Linked DNA regions of Homo sapiens: region 1 is linked to region 2. The links are chromatin contacts, found by Hi-C or POLR2A ChIA-PET in ENCODE. All regions are on one chromosome and are shown on one strand. Each heading gives the region's core, a stretch centred on a gene start or an enhancer-like site at or near the end of the contact. The rest is flanking DNA. Distances are from core to core; before and after follow the strand shown.

Region 1 (6,822 bases), core at 2,617-5,116, 350 kb before region 2:
TCCAAATGATTGTAGCAAATATATGAACATGAATAGAAAAGACCTATGTCTTGTTGCTTTTGGAATAATTCAACTTTAATAACATTCCAACTATGTGGAATGTCAAGAGTTTTTGGAGAATAGAAAAAGGAATGCATTTTTCTTTCCCTTATAACCATTTTGTGCAGCATAGAATCCAGACATTGTCACCCATGAGCATGCCACAGATGCAGACCCATAGCAGCCCCTTTCAACCTCAAGATTCTTCAATTTGAGGCTACGTTTAATTTTTGCCTTTTCTCTCCTTGATTGTTGGATAAAGCCAAGGCCTGGCTACAGAAGTAGAGAGCCTCCAAAAGCTGAAGTGCTGAGGACTCTTTTAACTGAGTTTGTCCCATCCTGTTTAGGTAGAAAGTGCTCAATTTTTGTAAAGTTGATGCGAGTTGTTATTGACTAAACAGCAGGGAATCACTCTAAGGCTCTCTGAAATGTATCCCAACAAACAAAAATTATTTTATTTTTATATATGTCACATCACCCAAGATTTCTCACCAAGGTTAGTGTGTTCTTTGCATGGCTGGCACAAAACCCTCAATGTTTTACCTTAAGGCCTACAGAGTTCTTCACAAGGAAAGATAGAAGGGATGGGTAAAGCCAAGCTATCACTATAAATGTCATGAAGCTAAATTCAGTGGCCTTTTCAGCTGATGCAGCTTATTTTTATTTTATTTTGACTCATGACAGTAGGTGGTCAATCAATGCATAATAATAATGTACCTCTAAGTCTCCATATGCTGTCAAACCTGGATGTGGGTTCTGGTAATTAGCTTAGCAATTGATAGCACTTGTTGTAGAAAGAATAGGGAAAGAAAGACAAATGACACACCAAGAAATGGATGTGCTCACGTAGCCTAGGTGTTGTTAAGCGCAACACATAAGTCTACCCCTTGGAGGATACTATGTATGGAAGATTTGAGTTAGAAGTTTGCACTGCCCAGACAGGGATCCAAGAAGCTTTGCTTGGATGACCATTTTCCCCACCCCAAGAAAGCCATCTCAAAATGAAGCTGACTCCCACCATTCCAATCCCACCTTCCGAACTTTTCTGTGAATCACCCCTCCTTTAGGGATGCCTTTAGGGGTTACACGCTCTCTTCCGTGAATAATGGGGAAGAGCGGCCACAAGAGGGCGCGTTCCAAAGACTTTTGCTCCTTGTCAGTGTATCCAGGGAAAGGCAGTTGCGCGTACTGGAAGCCCCTGTCTGTAGCGCCCTAATCTTGGTGATTATCAGTTACCGCCTGCTCCCTCTCATCCTGCAGAAAAAGTTAGGAATTTATGAGATGGGAGAAGCATGACTACCTGTAATACATTAAATGAGACAGAAGGAAAGGAAATGGAAATTCTAGTGATACATGTGAACATTCCGGAGCTCTATGGAAGGCAGACGAGTGATAAATTTCAAAAGCAAACAAAGCGGAGCAGGGAGAAATGTGACTATGAATCATCAGCGATACTGATTTGCTCACAAGTCTCTCCCTAATACGGTCTCCCGGGTCGTAACAAAAACATCTTCCATCTCCCCTGATTTTGTTGCCTAGTTTTCCTGCCTTATCAACAGTTTCCACCAGCGACAAATGACAAGTGACTTCAAACAGGGAGGAAAAAGGTTCTTTCTGTAATGCCTTGTGGGAACATGGTGTTCGGCTTCTGAGGATGCGTTTGTTTCCGAACTGAGGGTGTGGAGAGAAATGGTGGGAAAGATGGGAAAAGAGATTAATAGTGGTCTGCGGCCTGTGCAGTGGATGGACTGGGCTGGGGGTGGTGGAGATGCCAGGGTGGAAAGTCCGTTGTAATATTTAAAGAACTGCAGTAATACCTTCCCAGGCACTTTTCTTGAAAACACATATTTGTCTTGGCCCCTCTTCTGCTAAAAAATACTTGCACGTGATCTCCTAGCTGTAGTTCTGAATTCTTCGTACTCGACTGGTTCCTAAGTCCAAAATGAGAAGTGCCAAAGTTCTCAGGAACTTTGGAAGAAGTCTCTGAAATTTTGTGGGTTAAACCTTAAGAATTTTTGCTACTTGTAGGAACCTAAAACCCCTTTCTCCCAAAATATTTAACCTTTTTCATCACCACTTTAATGGAAGAGGCATGGATGATGGACGTTTGTGCCAGGGCATTTATAAATCAATAATGGACCCTAAGGAGGGAAATTAAAGCTAAAAAATTAATCAAGATAATTTATGGCCAAACCTATAGTTCTACTGCAGGAAAGATCCTCTACTGTAGGTCAAAGGAGGAATAACCTTAAGACCTCACTTGCTGCTTTCTGCAGAAACCCCTGGAAGCAGTCCAAATGCAAAGTTAGGGCTTCAGAGAATGCACCCTGTAAATGGTAGTTGTGTATACCCTTACCATTGACTATACCATATCTAGGCACAGTGAAATCTTGATGAAGAATGGAAAATTAAAGGAACAGACGCTTTTTACAGGGAGGCTTCCCCCAGCCCCCATCCCATGGTAAGTTTAAATGTGTTCTATAAACAACGAGGCTTTCCACATTCACATTAGAGACATAACTATTGCCCATATGTAAAAGAGCAACATATTTTAAGCAGGACCCTGGTGAGGAAAACAAAACCAAATCGAAACACTGCATGTGTGTGTTGCTTATTTAACTGAAAATGTTCATAGACCCACAAATCTGAGATGCTGGACTTTTGGATGAGTCCAGCATTTTGCATCTTAGTGTAGGGGGAGGGAACAACAAGGGGCTTAGTTGCTTAACCCTTGCCATGCCTTCATGATTGACTTATTCAAAACATTTTTAAAATTCTGAAAGCAAAGGAAAATGTGCTGCAAACACCCTTCCAGCTATCTTTCCTTCCAGCTTACACAGTCTCTCCTCTGTCCAATCCTTCCCACCCAGCAGCATTTCAGAGGTATTCCCTGTGAGGTACAAAATTTCTCTTTGCCCATTTTTCTGCACCTCTTTTTCTCTCTCTTTGGTATGTGTCCACCAAGCTCATAGAGGTTTAAGTGATGAAATATTATCACCCACATGGGTTTGCGTGGGACTTTCTTAGTGAATTACTCAGGCAGAGCAGGCTGTGATACAGCCTTGCTCACAAGCCTCGGGAGGGAAAAAATAGCACAGAGGATGAAAAGAATATTATTAGAGAGCAGGTAATGAAAGGTTCGCAAAGCAACCAGCTATATCTGGTTAGCTAGGTAATAGTGCAGGAACCTAGGTCGCACCTGTACAAACTAATGCAGAACCTGCTCACGGCGCACTATGGGAAGACATTCATTTCAAGAGTTTACAGCATGAGATATTTGAGTAAAACCTGAAACTGATTAGAAATTGATCCTGAACATCCCAGCCTTAGTCAACCTTCCCTTTTTCAAATTGTTATGCATGGAGATTGGAGGATTGGGGCATCTTGAAAGTGTCACTGCAGTATAGCAATCTCTCTCAGGTAATATAGAGATAAAGGGAATATAATAAATTGACCTGTTATTTATTATCTTTTTCATACCTAGGACATTCCGAGGCTTAATATATTTCTGAAGCCTACAGCCCTGATAAACATCAATCCCACGTCAGTTTCCAGCAGTCTCATCTCCCCACACCCTTCTGCAATGAAAGCTAATGTAAAAGAAAGAAATATGCACTGCTTAATAAGTCAGAATACAATAGAACTTGTAAAATGTACCTGCATATAAGGTAGACATTAGGAAGACTTGAATCTCTCTCTTCCCCCTGTTCTCCTGAGCATTATGGCAACAGCATTTTCATGAAATTAGATCTGTTTTATATTTTTTCCTGATAAAATATCATGCAATATACAAATAGCAGTTCCAGAAATGGACACCAGGAGAAGGAGGCGACAGGCATGTCAATTAGTAGGGGGAAAATCCAAATGTCAGAAATATGGGGGAGAGAGAAAGCACGCAGGCAGTGGATGCAAATACAGGGAACAGAGTCTTTCAATTCAGATAATTAAACGGATGCATAAATCAGCACCCTTGCCTCTCTACAATACGCAGGCGATGCCATGCAGTTAATTATCAGCCAAGACCAGCATGAAAGTCATTTTATGATGACTCTCTGATCCTAATATAACAGCACCTGACAGATTGAGCCCCCTCTAATGAGTACTCTCTTTGTACAATCCTCTCTCAGGAACACTAAATCATTTGCTTCCAAGTACAGCTGCCTGTGAAGAAGGGGTGGGGCTAGATCATGCATCAGAAACCTGCTCTTGTGAAATCAGGGGCTGTCCTGTAGGCTGTGTGACTGGAAGCCAGCAGCCTCAGCCTCTCTGGCCCTAAAAAAGCAATTTGCACACGGCTGTCCCTAATTCTAGTCAGCCAAGTAACCCTCCCTCGGCACCCCCACCTAAACATCTGTAGTCAGCCTTGGGTGTTATTCATGGAAAGTCCACTGCATGCGGGTCAGCACTGCTGTCCATCGGCTTCACCCTGACCCCTTCTGGCAGGTGTGGATGAGAGTAGAGCAGAGCTCATGGGGATGAGTTACCCCAAACCTATTAAGCCTCCCTATCCGGGGCACTAGTCAGACACTCCAGTTTTACACTCTTTCCTAGAAAAACAAAACCCAACCTTGTGCCCTCTGGGTTCTCTAATTTAGCAGCTACTATCTGTCTGTTTTTGGAGTGACACCCTGTGCAGTTTAGGATTTCAGAAGCTGTCCTGCATAGAGGCAGAAGGGAAAACAGCAGGTATCTTGTTAACATTCTCTATGGGGCAAGGCAGATGTGCCCAAGCTGGAGGAAACCTGCACACCCTCCAGGCTAGTTATCCAAGGCTTGGGAGGTTTCCCTCGGCCTTCTCCTAAGGCCTTGGCAGGACCCTGCCACCCTAAAATCAACTGCTGATTGCCTTTTTAGATTTAAATGATTAAGCTCTGCTTATGGGAATCTTCTTCTCTTTTATTTTGTTAAGAAACAAACAACAACAACAAAACCCACACCAATTCTTAGCAAAGGGGAATATCGAATTCAGATTTTGAAAAAATAAGTCATCATGCTTCCTAAAATAAGACAGCTTCTCCCTCTAACTGCTCTCTCTGCTCTGGTATTCTATCTAATCATAAACCCAGCTTTATTATTCATTTCAACTCCTGCCAAAGACATGAGGTCGGAGTCAGAGGAACTCCCCTTACCACCGCCACCATCATCATGGCCAGCATCCTCGTAAGTTTATAGAAAGATGCCAGAGAACCTTTCCTATCCATCTGCAGCCCTGCTTGGCCCTTGCCTCAGTGAATTTACCACTATCATAATCACAGTGTGCAGAGTGTGTTAAATTAAGAACAGAATCCACAGTACGCAATGCACAGAAAAGCCTGCCTTCTGCTGCAGAGAACTTGAAACTGTGCCTAAAATTTATAGTACCGTAAACATCTCAGGGCCTCGAGTGATAAGTATGGCTGGATTTCCGTTAACTATAGAAATCCAGGCAGGGAGATCCTCCCAGGGAGTTGCAAGTTCTAAGATGAACTTCTTGAAGATTGTTCCCAGATTTGTGCATGGGATACATGTACAGCAGACAGTTGTAAGGAGGTCCACGGTCATGGAAAAGAGGATATGTTTCTATATGCCACCAAGTGGGAAAAATGGAAGTGAGGGAAAATATTTGATTAATCAAAAAATTTTAGTTTGGATACCTGCTTTCATAGTAATTGTTGCTGTGTCATTAAACATACAGTTGCTTAGGAAAAGAGAAGGAAATAGGTGACTTTCTAATTTTAGAGTTAGGCTGGAACTGAGTGGTTGCTAAATTCAACTGCCCTGACAATGTGGGGATTTCCTGTCCATTAGCAGCGATTGCTATTTGACATATGTTTCTGGTGCCCATTAATCTGCCCTGTAATGGGTCAGAGGCAAAAATGGGGGATTCAGAGGTACTAGGTGGCTCTCTTAATTTAATAGAACTCAATGCTAAGGACGCCTCTATTTGTTAATAAGTAATCAAGTCATTGGCTACTTTCTGCTAAACACTAGACTATGATAGTGACCTTAGACCCCGGGCATTCTAAACCAGGCTGGCAGGAGGGTGGTGGTGGAGGTGATGTGAGGTAAGCCTCCTAGAGGAACTGTCATCCAAACAATCTGAAAATTGAAACATTATTAAAGGCAGCACTAAGGGTGGTATGTTGGAGTTGGGGCAGGAGCACTTAAGGCAGAAGGAACAGCAGGTGTCACTGCCTGCAGTTGAGAAAGGGGGTGGAATTCTCAAGGCCTTAGACCCCAGAGAACAGGACTGGGCAAGAGCTGACATTCAAGGGAGGAACAGCATGTACAGAGCCCAAAGTCCCAGCCACTTTCTGTTGGATACTGAGCAATAGGAATTCAGTAAAGGACTTTCAAGAAGAAGTGATGTGATCAGATCCACCTGTGGGAAAGATGCCTTTAGCTGCTTCATGGAGAAATGACTGGAGAGGAGGCCTTCCTTAGTGTTGCAGAGGCAAAGTAAAGAAAATGCTGCTGCAGTGACCCAGCAAAGAGGTGATGGCGGAGGAATCAGGCTGTGACAAGGGAAGAAGAGGCTGGCTCAAGTGTGTCTCGACTGCACAGACTTACACAGCGAGGTGGGGCCAGGGGCTGCATTTTTGTCTGAGAATAGTATTTCCTTAGCTTTCTAGAGCTTACAGTGTCTTTTTGTTTATGTTATCTCATTTGACCTTCCTAAACCTGTGAGATAACAGGTCAAATGTCCTTATGTCATTCCCATTTTTATAGAAGATGAAACTGAGGTTGAGCAATTAGTCAACAGACACAGACTCGCAGGCCCTCTTCATTCTAAAGCAAGGGTCC
Region 2 (7,280 bases), core at 1,233-3,732:
AGAGACAGGGTTTCACCACATTGGCCAGGCTGGTCTCAAGCCCTCCTTTCACTTTGAGTGTCCAACCCCTTCATCAGAGAAACCCTATATCTTAAACCCCTTACCCTTCACTAGTTGAGAAGTTGATTTGTGAACCATGCTCCCTCTTCTCAATTTCATGGCCATGGAATAAAACCTGCACTGTTTGACACTCACTTTTGGTTTTGTATATTGGCTTCCAGTAATCAAACAGGGAAAGACCCCATTTTTGGAGGGACCAGCTTTGTCGGTAACAGTCTAATTTGGAGAGCTAGTTCCTGCCGTTGATTTCTTCCCTTTCCTCTTTCAAAATGTAATTCCCTCAGATAAACCTTCTAAGACCATCCTAACACAGTTCCTGCACATTCATCCCCTATCCTTACCCTAACCCTGCCCTTAGATGAACACATTCGGTATTATGTACTTACCCTGTAATATCAATTGCTATATAGTTCTCATAAATCAATTGCTGTATAGCTCATATCTGAACTTATGATCTTACATTTCTTATGTGATTAGTTTTGGTTTTTACTCTCCCCTAACTCAAGAAGGCAAGCACTTACCTATTTTGTTCTTCACTGTCTTCAATACCAGTCACTATGCCTGGCACATAGAAAGGGCTCAATCAATATTTATTGAGTGAATGAATGAGTGAAGGGAGGACAGATAAATTAGTGGGGGACTATAATTATTCAGAGGCAAAAATGAAGCCTAGTGAGAGAAGGTCATAAAAGTCTTGAGAGCTTGGAAACTGGCCTTACTGTAAAAAAGAAAAACAAAACACTTCCACACAGATGTACTCCTAGGCCAGTAAAGAGCTTAAGTAGGCTTTGTGTTGTTTACAAGAAATGTAGACTTGGTGGGGTGTGATGGTTCACACCTGTGATCCCAGTACTTTTGAAGGCTGGAGGCAGGAGAATCACTTGAGGCCAGGAGTTCAAGATCAGACTGGTGATCACATAGTGAGACCCTGTCTCTACAAAAAAATGAGCTAGCATGGTGGTGGCATTTGCCTATAGTTCTAGCTACTTGGAAGCCTAAAGTGGGAGGATCGCTTGAGCCAGGAGTTCAAGGCTGCAGTGAGCCATGATCGCACCATTGCCCTCCAGGTGGGTGACAGAGTAAGATCCTGTCTGAAAGATAGAAAGAGAGAAAGGAAAAAGAAGGAAGGAAGGAAAGAAAGAAAAGAGGGAGGGAGAGAAAAGAAAGAAAAAGAAAGGAAGGAAGGAAGGAAGGAAGGAAACAAGGAAGTCAAAATGAATCCCATCTTTTTTTTTTTTTTTTTTTTTTTTTTCAGTTTTCTAACTTTATCTTTCCTATTTGGAAAAAAGTGTCCCCATTGTACATGTTTGGCCCCAAATGGTGTCTAAAACAAGAAGAATCAAAGCCTTCCATATATCAGTGGTATGAAAACTCAAGAGAACTGTCAGTCATGGTGCATTTCCCAAGGATTTTGCCCACATAAGTCCTTTTCGTCCTTGTATCTATTGTGTGCCTTACATTTTGCCTGATATGGAAAAGCTGACTTGGCTGTAGTTGCAATATCAAACAGAAATCATACAACTGAAGAAACAGGTCAAAGTCACTTTGTGGAATGTTTCAATGCCAGGCTAAGATGTTTAGGTTTTATGTATTAGGAGGTAATTTTTAAAAACTATGTTAGAATTATACATAAATATGTATTTTAGGGAGAAAATGCTCTAATTTCAGATTGTAAATTGAATTGGTGTTTTCCAGAAATTAAAGATGAATAAACCAATTAGGAGATTGTAGCTTTAATCCTGGTTTTAGGTGATGGGAATTTTAATTACTCCATGTAACTCTATCATTCTCATTCCACAATGGATTATAAAATACAAAAAAAAAGTTAAATGGGGAAAAATAGAATCAGGGAATAGTGACAGAAAAATCACATGGGGGTTCAGAAGATGTAATTCTTACAAGATAGTTATAATTCAGTCATAAATTTGCTTTGGAGCTTCCTGGAGGCCAAAGTAAAACAAGAAACATAATCACATAATTTATATTGCACATATACTAATAATAGCTAATATTGATTGTTTCTAACCTTGTACCAGGTACTGGTTATATGTGTCCTTTTCATGTCACCACTTCCATATATATTTGAAGGCCTCATGTTCTTTATAAATAAGTCTATTAATTAAATCAGCTGATAAAAAGATATTTTACAATGAAGAAATGAAGATTTATGCCGAAAAGCATCCCCCTTTTTTTTCTTTAGAGAATAATCAACCTAAATTAAACTTTTAAATTTTTGGTTTAAGGCAGCCAGCCTGTTTCAACAAAGTTGCCAAATATTCTTAACCGAAAGGAAGCATTGCAAGATATGACAAACAGGAAAGCTAAACAAAAGTCAACAGTGTTGCAAATCATACATTTATGGGAGGAAACGCTCCAGTTCAGCAGCCAAGCCTGGAGCTTAAACCTGCAAGACAGACCATGCTAACATGAATGTGAGTGAACAGGGAAGGATGCTGTGTAATCCTACATCCTGAGGTGCCTGCAGAACTCAGGCCTCGGTGTGCAGGCAGCCAGTGAGGTTAGTGACCTGTAGTGGAAGGCCTTCAGAGAGCAAGTGAGAATACCAGCCCTTAGCTGTGTTGTCACATGTTATCAAAACTAGAAGACTGGACATGTCTTTGACATTAAACTCAAATAATGCACTATTCTGTTCCTCAGTTGACTCCCTGGAAATGAGTGATAAGGCGACAACATCCTCAACATCTTCGAAACAAATCAGTGGGGATTTTCCCTACCTCTTCCTTACAGCACTGTCTGTATGTACGTTAGTAACCTTTTTCCAGTGATAACACCTGGACTATTACCAGGGGTCACCAGTTCAAATGTTGGAGGAGCCAAACAAGAAACAAATGAAGTACATCATTGCAGTTTAGGAATATGGGCCCAGCAACAGGGGAACTATGTTTAAAAAATGAAATTCAAAATACACTTTTAGGCTGGACTCGGTGGCTCACACTTGTAATCCCAGCATTTTGGGAAGCCGAGGCAGGCGGATCCCCTGAGGTCAGGAGTTCAAGACCAGCCTGGCCAACATGGTGAAAAACCCGTCTCTACTAAAAATACAAAAATTAGCCAGCTATGGTGGCATGTACCTGTAGTCCTAGCTACTTGGGAGGTTGAGGCAGGAGAATCGTTTGAACCCAGGAGGCAGAGGGTGCAGTGAGCCGAGATGGCACCATTGCACTCCAGCCTGGGTGACAGAGTAAGACTCCGTCTTTTAAATGAAATCTCCCAAATTTTAAACATCAGCAACAAATTCAAATATTTTTAAAGCCTGCTTGAAGCAATTCTATATGAACTGAAAGCCTCAATTGAAAACTCTCTTAGGAGAAGGTTGAAGCCTTGTGAATTGAATTCCCTATTAATAGTGCGTTTAATAAAGTGGCAAAGTGAGCCGCTGATTGTGGTATTCTCTGGTAAAGATTTTAGGCTTCTGTCTCTAATTAAGGGCAGATACTTGATGACTCAAGCTGACAACAGAAGTGACATCCTTTTGTGAAGATCAAAGTGGTACTAGAACTTACCTGAACCAAGATCAAGCATCTTCCATGGAAGCTCAGAGAGATTATCTGTAGGCTGGGCCATGGCTTGCCTTTGGCCAACATTCATTTTGCCCCAGCAAATGAATAATTGAGCATATATATTAACAGGATTCCAGGCCTGGCATGTTGGCTCATGCCTGTAACCCCAGCACTTTGGGAGGGCAATGCGGGCAGATCACCTAAGGTCAGGAGTTCAAGACCAGCCTGGCCAACATGGTGAAACCCCACTCTACTAAAAATACAAAAGATTAGCCAGGCACAGTGGCATGTGCCTGTAATCCCAGCTACTTGGGAGGCTGAGGCAGGAGAATCGCTTGAACCTGGGAGGCGGAGACTGCAGTGGGCCAACATCATGCCACTGCACTCCAGCCTGGTCAACAGAACAAGACTGTCTCAAAAAAACAACAATAAAAAAGAATTCCATCAGGGTAGAAGAACCTGTGAAAAAGGAAGCGGGCCTTAAAGAATTGTGGGAGAATCTGGGCAAAGAAGGTCAGAAGGGGTAGTTGCAAGATCAGAGAGTTGCAAGTCCCTCCAAGCCCACTGAAAGCACTGGAGACAATTTGGATTTTGCAGGGAAATGTGGGAAGCCAAGCACATCTCTTCTCAAAGGGACTACCTGTGGAAAAGTCTAGGAAGCTACTATCTCTGTGTAACCACTGCCTCTGTGTGTCCATAGGCCAGCATCTTGGGATGGGTGATGACCTCTGTTGGTCAGCTCTGAAGTCAGAAAGTCCTGTCCAGCTGGTGCCATGGGCACCTCTGCATCTCCCTGTACCGTATCTGAGCACAGGAAGGTCTTCAGAGTCTAATGGGTCCTGCTTTATCTTTGCCTCCCAAATTTCACACCAGCTTCTCTTCTGGCCAGCTCTGGAATAACAGAGGTAAGGGGATTTTTGAGAAGCGTATTGTCCAGATTGGCTAGGTCAACCACAGAACAAACTAGCACACAGAGGACGCATACTTCACTTTTTACAAACCAGGTCATGATCAGTTTAGCTCGTGCAGTTCCAAAACCATTTTGATTTCTGTGTTATAGATGAAGTCATATGGGGAAGAAAAGAGGGAAGAGGTGGCTAAGAAGTAAGAGGGACTTGGACTTGGATTTGAATCTTGATTACTTCCTTGCTTTATGGCCTTGGAAAAGGCAGTCCATCTCTCTCATTTGTAGTTTCTCCATCCATAAAGTGGGGCTCCTAATACCATTATGATAGTGTTGTCTTAAGGATCAGACACAATGTTGGGAAAATACATAGTGTTGTCCACGGGGACAAATGCTACGTTTAGCTTATTCATTGTTGCAGTCTCTGTGACACCAGAGTAAGCAAGCAATATGTTTAAATCACTATAATTATTGCTTATAAAAGCAATAGAGGCTCTTAAACACACATGAAAGTTTAAAAGAATGGATGTACTGTGGGAATGAATAGCCAATGAGATTTTTTTCCTGATCTTTTTGGAGGGTGATGAAAATGAATTCTCTCAAAGGTTTGTTGTCTGCTAGGACACATTTAGAATGAGTTGGGTTTAATTTTCATAGTAAAAAAGACTGGGAGCCAGCATAATACAGATTCTGTAAGTAAGTATTCTTTCATTCTTTGTCCAAAAGAGTGTACAGTCATGTAATCTCCCTCAAGGTACATAATCATTTTCATTGTCATTCAGCATCCCATCTCTGAGCAGAGTCCAGCTCACATCCAATAAATGGAAGACCAGCACGCTGACCACACACACTGCATCTTTCTCCTTGAACACATGCACACACTGGCCTTTGGTAAGAGGCAGGGCAAGAATAGGGAAAAACAGAGATGCATTCCACAAAGACATTAGCTAAACAAAAGTCAAGTCCACCAGGCGAAGCCATCAGGAAATTGGTTAACATATTTTTCCCCCATTCAACAAAAGATAGCAGGCACTTGTCTCAATATCTCCTTTCATCCCTGAAAGCTTTAAAATTGATTCATGGTTTCATAACTACAACAAAGTAACCTTGGATAGATTAAAATCAAGGCTTTTTTTAATTTGGATATCAACAGCAAGAATCCCACCCAGGTCTTACTAAAAACGACTTTGGCTGACGTTATGAAATGCTTCCTCAAGCTCTTCTTCAGCCAAATGAGAAGTCGTCTGGAAAGGATTCATCCTTTTAGTGTACACAGAAGATCTTCTTCTTGGATCTATAAACTAAGTCTTTAAATTCCACTGTAATTACTCCAAAGACATAAATAGAGCCGATACTATTTCTGGTATCCCAGCTGGCCCTTTAGACAAGGTACACAGCATTTTCAAATAAAGCTTCCGCAAAGTGTGTAGGTATTCTAGCAACAGACAGATGCCTGGAAATTCTAAAACATAGTGTCTAAAAAGAATAGCTTCCAAAAATGCTAGTGTGTAAGACAGGCTCCTTTCTTCATTTTAATTCTTGTACCAGTTGTTAGGATTGAGTTTCTTAGTAAGGACTTAATCCTATTCTGTTTTCAACCACTAACTTGGCTCTCTTTGAAAGTATACTGAAACAATTCATTAAAATACTCATACATAAAGTTTTATTAAGAGGACATGTTATTGCTCTCAGACTCACTCTGTAGTTATTAACCAGTGCAATTTAAAAGCTTTATTTCAAAAGCCAGAGCCTCACAAACCATCCTGGTATTTGTGCTGATTAATACCAACATCATATCCATTTTAAAAATGAACACCACCCATATCTGGAGTATGTCTCAGATTTGGACATGAACGTTTTGCTTTTGTTCTTTGTGGACATGTTTGGCTTTCTTTTCAGAGAAGATTTGTAGAACCGTAAGTTTCCATGCATTTGTTTTCTCTCCATTGTTTCTGATCACTTTTTTATTTTCCCTCTGAAATTTGAATTCAGATTACAGGTGCCATTGGTACAAAAAATGAACATAATTTATTTCCAGAGCCTATAGTCATTTTCATTTCTTGACTTACTAACAAATATAACTGAGAATCAGCACTGTGTTCTTTGATTATTTATCAGTGGATATGTATCAGCTGTTCTGTGGGTTAGCTCCCTTGTAAGCCAGGATCCCTTTGGGCATGACACCAGGGCACAAGGAAGAAGCAAACCTAGAGCTTTAGCACACAACTATGTGAGCTAGTCCACAAGAGGGACAGCCCATTCTCAGTGCTGGCCCTGATGGAGTGAACTGGCACTAGAGAGAGCATTTCCGTCTAGATTTGTGAATAGTATGATGAGAGGATGGTGATATTTAAGACTGGATCAGACAATTTCACATTCTGCTATAGTGACTAAAAGGAGGGGTTTTGAAGTCAGCCAGGACTTGGCCAAATCAAAGTTCTCAGTGATCATGTTGTCTTCCATAACATAACCTGTTTGAGGCTAGATCGCATCTTTTGTATAAAGAAGATGCCATATTTTAATGTCTGGTGCACAGTGTGGGCTGTTATTATTGACTACTCTGTAGTCATTGGCAATATCTGCTCATAAATGAAACCTCTGCTTACAAAGAAAGCCAAACATAGCACACACACAAAAAAGTGGGCATTTTGTGGCAGAAAGACTCTAAGGTGGCCCCCATCGTACCCACCTCCCCATACTCCTCTCTGTTTCATTCCCTCTCCTTGAGGGTGGGCAGGACCTGCAACTTGCTTCTAACTAATAGGACATGGCAAAGGTGATTGGACATCAATCTC

What was found. A loop is a pair of places that touch in the nucleus more often than their neighbours do. ChIA-PET counts read pairs that join two places held with the same protein, here RNA polymerase II (POLR2A).
Region 1: a loop to region 2 is called in a map of IMR-90, with 2.9 times the contacts of the local background. The contact joins the promoter of INHBA-AS1 here to the enhancer-like site in region 2. A Hi-C loop is called at or near these places in 1 of 168 maps with a recorded cell type or tissue (IMR-90) and 1 of 37 single-sample maps with no recorded cell type. POLR2A ChIA-PET finds 5 or more read pairs at or near these places in 3 of 52 experiments (PC-3, Panc1 and activated T-cell).

The regions. Positions count from the first base shown.
Region 1 is chr7:41,690,963-41,697,784 of GRCh38, reverse strand. INHBA-AS1 (INHBA antisense RNA 1) reads right to left here and starts at 3,866. Exons shown (of 4, transcript NR_027118.2): 1 at 3,697-3,866. All of the region lies in intron 2 of INHBA (inhibin subunit beta A), which reads left to right.
Region 2 is chr7:41,335,678-41,342,957 of GRCh38, reverse strand. The region is part of intron 2 of LOC105375246 (a long non-coding RNA gene); the gene reads right to left. Among named protein-coding and RNA genes, the nearest start is that of LINC01449, 240 kb to the right of the region's middle. Within about 2 kb of position 2,482, at least 2 of the 41 ENCODE cell types and tissues checked have a DNase peak (open chromatin) inside an H3K27ac peak, as active enhancers do; they include PC-3, where a contact is called at or near this core.